Regions from separate parts of the Homo sapiens genome. Here region 2 is linked to region 1. A link is a loop called in an ENCODE intact Hi-C map of the cell type or tissue named here. Cell type or tissue: IMR-90. All regions are shown on one strand. Each heading gives the region's core, and the rest is flanking DNA. Links, peaks and the distances in the headings are about the cores only.

Region 1 (4,393 bases), core at 205-4,204:
CATCCTATAGTTGAAAAAATGCTGTTTTGCAATTGCCTGAAAGTCAGAAAACAAGAGAGGAGGCCACAGTAGGCCATCGTTGGTGTGGAATTCCCATCCTCCTCTCGGGATGCTTCATGTACCAGGGTGATGCAGGGGTATACAATACATCAGCTACATCATTATCAATCTAGGTATTAAATACCAATAGATGATTAATTGTGTTCTTGTGATTTAGTTAAAAATTAAATGCAAATGGAAGTTCTAAAATTGTCCCCCTGGATCTCAGTGGGTCATCTTTCACAAGACTTGAGGTGCCCAGAATCCTACTTTTGGTACCACTGCTTTATTCAACATGCAGTTACTGAGTGTTTCTTATGCCCGTGTCTCCTGTTCTCCAGGAGCTCACTATTTAGAAGTGGGCACAGACAAAATAACACACCATGACACCAAGAGTGATCAGTAATGTGATAGAGGGAAGCACAAATGCCTGTGGGGGCACTAATGAGGGACCTCACCCAAAGGAAGCAAAGTCTAATCAATTGCTTAGATGGATGTACAGATAAGTGGGTGCATAGGTGGATGGATGGATGCATGGATACATGGATGGATGGATGTATGAATGGATAGGTAGGTGGGCGGGTTGATGAATAGGTGGGTAGATAAATGGATGGATGGATGAATGGATTGATGGATGGATGGATGGATGGATGGATGGATGGATGGATGGATGAGTGGATGGATGGATGGATGGATGGATGGATGGATGGATGGATGGATGAGTGGATGGATGGATGGATGGATGGATGGGCGGGTGAGTGGATGGTTGGGTGAATTGGTGGGTGGCTCAATGATTGGATGAATGGATGAGGAAACATCACAGAAGGCAGTAGAGAATGAGGGCTCAGTCCTGATTGGAGCAATCATCCCTTCCCTAGACTGTAAGGGGTGGAGACAATATATGAGTCATCCCTGGATTCCAGTGTCTGGCACAAGCCTGACACATGGTAGGCATTCAATAAATGTTTGTCAAGTGTGTGAATCAATGAGAGCTAATGAACACCAGGCATTGAGAGAGTTCAGCCAAATGTCTTACCCTTTCTGGGCCTCAGTTTCCCTCCATGTAAATTAGATATGAAAACATGCACCACCAGAATTTATAACACTACTGGTGCTGCAAAAGGTAGACTATGCTTGTGAATCTGCTTTTGAATTCACTGTGCGGCAGGCCTCAGAGAAGTAGCATCTTTTACTTCACCCAGTTTAGCACTCCACCCTTTGATATGTGTGCATTAGCTTGATGCCTAACTATCGCAACATTGGGATACGTATTGTTATGATCATGTCCCTTTGACAGATGAGGCTACTGAGGCTTGAATGGATGGATAAGCAACCTTGAAGCCAGACCCACCAATCCTGGCTCTGCTGTGTAAATCTGGGCAGATCACTTTACTTCTCTGAACCTCTCAAAGATGTAAAGATTAAATGAGATAAAGCATGTAAAGTGCCTGGCATGCAGGAGGTAATTAATGGTGTTTATTTGTTGCCCAAGCCAGGAAGTTGCAGAGACTGGATTGTGTTCTTTTTACCAAAGCATAATGCTACTGAAGCTTTTAAGTTAATCAACGAAAAAGATTAAAATTCTGGTTGGTATATGGTGCTTCAATACATGTAGGGAAGATTTCAGTAACACACTGTGGAACCTGTAATATCTAGAACAACTCACATTGTCAGTGAGCTGCTGTGGCCGCCCCCGTTTGCTGCTCCACCACTCCTTCCGTGCAGTATGTGTCATTTCTTTTCCCCGCCTGCCCCCTGGTGGTAGATTTGGGGACCACAGGCTCAGTCTCTTAACAACAGGCCTTGCAGGAGAGCCAGGCTCATGGCCGCCCCGCATTGCCCTCTGGTGACTGCTGCTAGTTAGCACTTTGCAGAGAAGGAAAGGAGGAATACCGTATGCGCCAAGGAAAGGATTGAAAATGCACTGGCTGGATCTCACTCTCCTGCTCCATCGTTCACTGGTTGTGTGACCTTGGGCGTATCACTTAACTTCCCTGCATATTAGTTTCCCTTATTGGCAAAATGGGTAATACACCCACTCGGAGTTTTTGTGGTGAATAAGATAACTGAGTTAAAACACCTAGCACAAAGTAGATGCTCCATAAAATGTAACTTCTCTCCCAATAAAATGAAAAATAAACAGTACATCATCCAATTATTACAAACTGCCTTACCAGTTTCATAGCAGAGTCAAGTATCTTGATAGATTGGGCCACAGGGTAGGTCAGTTTAGAGGGCAGGGGGAGATAGACAAAGGGGATTGTTAGGAAAATTCAAGGCTTGGGTCACAGCTGAGGATTGCAGGTAAAGATTCAAGAAGACATTGAAGATCTCTAGTCTAGGGGGAGTGGCCAAGATGGCCGACTAGAAGCAGCTAGTGTGTGTGGCTCTTAGGAAGAGGAACGGAAAGGGTGAATAAATACGCACCTTCAACAGAAACCTCCAGATACTCGCACTGCGACTAATCAAGGAAACAACACGACCAGGGAGGATAGAGAAAAGCAAGGCAGGATGACAGCCCACCTAGGAGCAACATAGAGCCAAGGGAACCTCCCCTGCCCAGGGAAGCAGTGGGTGAGTGGGCGACCCCAGGAAACCACATTTCTCCCACGGTTCTTTGCAACCCTTGAATCAGGATATCCCTTGTGAACCCACTTAGTCAGGTCCTTCAGCCTGACACACGAAGCTATGTGGAGTCTCAGCAGAGCACCTGCTCAGGCACGCGTGCATGGAGACCCAGGAGCTTTGGATACTCCAGCTCCGGGCTTCCCAGCAAAAGTAACCGCAATTCTGACAAAGCAGGTTAGACCCCTATACATACCCCTAGGAAAAAGGCTGAATCCAGGGGGCCAAGCACTAATGGTCTGCAGGCCCCACTTCCACAGTGCCTCACAGGATAAAAATTCCAGCCAGACACCAGTAGCAGCATGGCGCCTCCCTGGGATGGAGCTCCTGGGGGTAGGGCAGGCTGCCAGGTTTGCTGTTAGGGCAACTTAGCTGTTCCAGTCTGTGGGCTTTGGAGAGTCCAAACTGACCAGGGGCAGAAGGGATCCCCCAGCACAGCACAGCTGCTCTACCAAAACATGGCCAGACTGTTGTTCTTTAAGCAAGTTCCCAATCCATTCCTCCTCACCAGGCAGGACCTCCTAACCAGAGCCTCCAGCCACCCCACCAGTGTTCTCTGGCCAACAGAGATTTGAAAACTCCCTGGGACAGAGCTTTCAGAGGGAAGGGTGGGCCACCATTTTTGTTGTTTGGGTGACTTAGCCGTTCCAGCCTGCAGTCTTTGGAAAGCCCACCTGACCAGGGCAGAAGTGGTACCCCAACATAACACAGCTGCTCTGTGAAAGTGTGGCCAGACTGCTTCTTTTTCTTTTTTTTTTTTTTTTTTGAGATGGAGTCTCGCTCTGTCACCCAGGCTGGAGTGCAGTGGCATGACCTCGGCTCACTGCAAGCTCTGCCTCCTGGGTTCACGCCATTCTCCTGCCTCAGCCTCCTGAGTACCTGGGACTACAGGCGCCTGCCACCACACCCGGCTAATTTTTTGTATTTTTAGTAGAGACGGGGTTTCGCCATGTTAGCCAGGATGGTCTCGATCTCCTGACCTCATGATCCACCCGCCTTGTCCTCCCAAAGTGCCGGTATTACAGGTGTGAGCCACCGCGGCCGGCCGCCAGACTGCTTCTTTAAAGCAGGTTCCTGATCCCGTTCCTCCTCACTGGGCAGAACCTCCCAAATGGGACCTCCAGCCACCCCTGCCGGTGTTCTCTGCCCAACAGAGATTTGAAAACTCCCCGGGACAGATTTCCGGAGGGAGGAGTGGGCCACCATTTTTGCTGTTTAGGTGACTTAGCCGTTCCAGCCTCTGGGCTCTGGAAAGCCCAAGCTGACTGGGGGAAGGAGAGGTACCCCAACACAGCACAGCTGCTCTATGAAAGCATGGCCACAGTGTCTCTTTAAGCAGTCCCTGATCCTCTTCCTCCTCACTGGGCAGAACCTCCCAACCGGAGCCTCCAGCCACCCCCACCGGTGTTCTTCAGCCTGCAGAAATTTGAAAACTCCCTGGGACAGAACTCCCAGAGGGAGGGGTGGGCCACCATCTTTGCTGTTTGGGTGACTTAGGAGTTCCAGCCTTCAGGCTTTAGAGAGTCCAAGCCAACCAGGGGTGGAAGTAGTATCCCAGCACAGCACAACAGACCCATGAAAACATGGCCAGACTGCTTTTTTAAGAGGGAGGACAAACTCATTCCTCATCACCAAGTGGAGCCTCCTAACCAGAGCCTCCAGCTACACTCACCAGTGTTCTCCAGCTGACAGAAGTTTCAGGACTCCTTGGGATGGATACCTCCTCCCC
Region 2 (4,393 bases), core at 250-4,249, 290 kb before region 1:
TAGCCACCCAGTGGGGCTACCAGGCTCTGGGCTGGTGCTGGGGAATGTCTGCAAAGAGTCCTGTGATGTCATGAATCTTCAGCTCTCTCAGCCGTGGATACCAGCACCTGCTCTGGTGAAGGTGGTGGGGGAATGAAGTAGACTCTTTGAGAGTCCTTGGTTGTAGATATGTTCAGCGTGCTGAATATATGCTGGTTATGCTAGCAATGAAATTGTCCCATGGACAGACTCGGGATCTCTGGTTAGCCAGGATGTTGCAGGCAATTGAATTAGCTATTATTTGCTCCTTCCTTGGAGCAGGGTTATTCTGTCATGAGTTGCTGTAATGTCCTGACTTGGTTGGCATCCATCCAAGAGATGGCACTTTCAAGAGTGCACCAGCTGCAATAGTAGAAGTGGGATATAAGCTTGCCCTAAGTTGGCCAGTGTAAGTATTCAGGTTTCTCAGGCAAGGGGCAGGGTCATAAAGCTCCCAAGAATTTATGTCTTTTGTGATTGGCTACCAGGGCAAGTAGAGAAAGACCATCAGGTGGGGAAAGAGTTAGGCAAGTCTGACTCAGACTCTCCTTGGGCAGGGCTTGCTGCAGCCACTGCAGAGAACTGGGGGAGGGAGGAGGCTCTTGGGCCAATGGGGTATGTTTCAGAGCGGATTATGGCTGCCTCTGTGGCCAAGGAAGTGGGGGAAAGCCGGTAGCAATAGGCCTCACCCAGCTGAGATGCTGTTGGCAAGGCCGGTCTCACTCTTGCCATGCCCTGCTAACAGTGGTGAGTGCAGGCAGCCTACACACCTTATAGCATTTTTCCCTTACTAGTTGAGTGTTCCTAAAGGAAGGTCATTTACCAGTTAAACTCCATCATTTTGCCTCTTAGTGCACGTGCTTGAGCCCACTTGCCCAACTCCTCAGATCTTATCAGGAAGCTGCTGATCTATCTATTGGGAGACTTTCCCTGGAGCCTTTCCCTGGACCTGGCTGTGACCAATTATTATTTTAGAAAGACAGTTTAACAACGACCTGACCATCACCTGATGGTTACCTGACATTCCTGGTTATGGGGTGAGGGCCTCTCCTGGCCTGCTCGTCTGCCTAACTTTCTTTCTAGAATCACTAGGAGTTTAGCAAAGGAATAATAAAGATAACTGTCAGAATGGATTTTTCCTCAGGGGTGGGGGTAGGAAGAGGATTCCAATGGGGTAGGACACTGGTAGTGTGGAGAAAGCTGTTTATTATTCCATATACCTTGTAGTGTGTGTGTGCGTGTGTGTGTGTGTGCGTGTGCTTTTGTTTGTATGATATACTAATTTTTAAAAGCAACTAAAAAATGATTATTTGTTTCTGGAATATCTAGAGCATAAAGCATATGGAAACATCTGTTTGGTATACTAAAGACATAATGCTTGCTTTGACTGGGAAAATCACAATAACTTGTTCTTGAATGTCACTTGCCATTTTCAAAAGTATCACCAAGTTGTTGGCAAATGGTAGTGTGAACTTGGGGTTGCCAAATATTCAGATCTTTACAAGAAAAGCTGGAAGTAAAAATTTTTCATGTATGCAACTAATTTAACTATTTGGAAACAGTAAATGAATCAATACGATGAAGGTCAAACAAAGCCATCCATGTGTATGTTGCCAGGCTATGACCTCTGTTCTAGACTCATAGTCTCTTAGAGGTAGTCTTAGTCCCCGAGTGAGTAGGGTCATTCCTTTTAGATAGGACATGAGCTCTTCAGTATACTCCACAACTCCCCATTCTTCTCACATCCTGCCATCTTCATTCTTCTATATTTTCTGCCTGGCCCCACGAGATGGCAGTTTGTAAACCAACTCCTCTTCCCTATTCTATGACATTGATAGGAATCTACCTGTATTTCTCTCAATCCACCATCAGAGGGCAGGCATGGGAAATAAAAGATGAAAAACCATAGATTTTGCAACTACTGGTACATTCAGAGAAAGGAATCCAGGGATCAACCACAAAAGTCATTTTGTGTTTTTCTGAGTTTAGAAGTATTCTGCAAACATAAAGTATGAGGGTGGGAGTGTTCATGCTTTGCAATAGCTGACCTCTATAGAGATTCTGCTCTAAGAATCAGAGCTTGGCATTGCTTAGGGGCCTAGCTCAGGACAACCAGGAACATGGCTTCTTTCAGAAAGTCTTACAAATAAGTAAGAGATTCCATATGCTCTCTCACAGTCACACTTTTCTGCTGAACACATCTGTCAAAGGTAATCTCCTTGATAATCATACATTCTTTGGGGAGAGACTATGGAGCAGAGTAGGGATAAGCCAGCCTCTCCCAGTGGGCAATGGGCAATCACAGTGTGCAGTAGCTGGGAAACGTTTGGCAATCAGCTCTCAAAACAAACAAACAAAACAGCTCTGACTTGTAGCATTTGCCAATTTTTATGGTGTACATACTCCTTCCTTGGCCAACTTTAAGCTTCTAACATGGTGTCATTGAACACACAGTTGGGAAGAGATGCACCCAATGGGCTTTTGCCACAACACGCCTGCTTTACCACACCACTGACTCCCAGCCCCCACCTCCATTTCAAAGTTACATCTTTACTGTAAAAGCAGGCCTATCCCTAATATTTTTAGAGTTTAGGATACAGGTACAAATGGAGGCCCACATACTATATGTCTAGATATTTAAGGTATAAATCAAACTAACAAATTGTTCACTAAAATATGTCTTATCCTGTCACCTTGACAAATATACCTTTATAACTACCTAGAAAGCCAGGTTTAAATTCAGAATTCTATGCCTGAACATGCTTACATAGAAGAAGCCATCTCTGGCCCTCCAGCTCAGGCTAACTCCCCTTCTCTTCCCACCCTCAGCACACACAAGCCCTAGCCCTTGCTGCCAAGCTCTAACCACACCCTCTGCAAACAGCTGCCCCTTGGCCATTTCTTAGGCCTGGGTGTGAGCACATTGACAGTGTAGTCTGTGCACAGGAGAATGGGATGAGGGAGGAGGCCACACTCACCTAAAAATGGACTGGTGGTTATTTGAGAAGGGAATTACAGGGCTTCAAGTGCCTGAAGCATGGAGGTGGGGGTTAGGCTCCAAGAGGGCATGTCCTCGTTGCTCTGGGGATTCCTTAATCTTTGGGCCCAGGACCAACATGGGCCTTTTAAAGTACAGGACTCAGGGCAGGGCACTTTCTCTCCCACTCCTGAGAGTGACTAGTGTGCAAAAGTCTCTCCTCTATCAGGATCTTCTGATGACCTTCCGTGTTAAACATCCCTCCCTCATTGAGGCTCCTGAAATTCCAATCACTCAGACAGAGTATGTACTGGGTACTACAATGTGCTGGCTCTGAGGACAGCAAAGGAAGGAAAAGATTCTTCCGCCTCAACATTTCTTTCTTTCTTTTTTTTTTTTTCCAGACAGAGTCTCTCTGTGTCACCAGGCTGGAGTGCAGTGGCACCATCTCAGCTCACTGCAACCTCTGCCTCCCAAATTCAAGCGATTCTCCTGCCTCAGCCTCATGAGTAGCTGGGATTACAGGTACCCACCACCACGCCCGGCTAATTTTTGTATTTTTGGTAGAGATGGGGTTTCACCATGTTGACCAGGCTGGTCTTGAACTCCTGACCTCAGGTGATCTGCCTGACTCAGCCTCCTAAAATGCTGGGATTACAAGTGTGAGCCACCATGCCCAGCCTCTGCCTCAACATCTCCGAAAGGTTAGTCCATTATATTTGGGTCTTCACTTGTACTTTAAAGCAGGGGTCAGCAAACCAAGACCCACAGGCCAAATCCTGCCCACCCATGTTTGTACAGCCCATGACCTTAGAATACATTTTGAAAGGGCTAATGAAAAAAAATCAAAAGAAGTATATTTCTGGATATGAGAAAATTATACAAATTCTAATTTCATTATCCATAAAGAAAATTGTACCAGAACACAGCCCTGTTGGTTTACATATTGTCTATGGCTACCATGGCTGTTGACTGGTTGTGATGGAGACTCATTGGTCCACAAAGCCTAAAATATTTACTCCCTAACCCTTAAGAAAGTTTCCCAACCTGTACTTTAGAGTTAAGTTTTTTCCTGTGTTTCTCCAAAGAAGATTGGTAGTACATAGAGTAAGAAGGATGTGAGCCCCTGAGAGTGAGAGACAGGACTAGCTGGATTTCCTAGGCCAACTAAGGATTCCTAAGCCTAGCTGGGGAAGGTGACCGCACCTACCTTTAAACACAGGGCTTGTAACTCAGCTCATACCCAACCAATCAGGTAGTAAAGACGGCTCACTAAAATATCAATTAGGCTAAAGACAGGAGGTAAACAAACAGTCAATCATCTATCACCTGAGAGCACAGGGGGAGGGACAATGATTGGGATATAAACACCAGGCATTCAAGCCAGAAGTGGGCAAC

The links. Peaks named below come from ENCODE experiments on the same cell type or tissue, not always from the same donor. Only the 100,000 strongest peaks of a DNase experiment are listed, where the experiment ranks them.
Region 2: a loop joins it to region 1, with 12 times the contacts of the local background. A loop is called at or near these places in 64 of 110 quality-filtered maps.

What each region holds. Positions count from the first base shown.
Region 1 is chr3:141,190,628-141,195,020 of GRCh38, forward strand. No RefSeq gene overlaps it. Among named protein-coding and RNA genes, the nearest start is that of PXYLP1, 39 kb to the right of the region's middle. In IMR-90, for the core only: a CTCF peak has its summit at 1,825 (motif pointing left); a DNase peak (open chromatin) is centred at 1,834; H3K27me3 peaks cover 473 bases.
Region 2 is chr3:140,896,638-140,901,030 of GRCh38, forward strand. No RefSeq gene overlaps it. Among named protein-coding and RNA genes, the nearest start is that of SLC25A36, 43 kb to the right of the region's middle. In IMR-90, for the core only: a CTCF peak has its summit at 1,884 (motif pointing right); a DNase peak (open chromatin) is centred at 1,944; H3K27ac peaks cover 222 bases; H3K27me3 peaks cover 7 bases.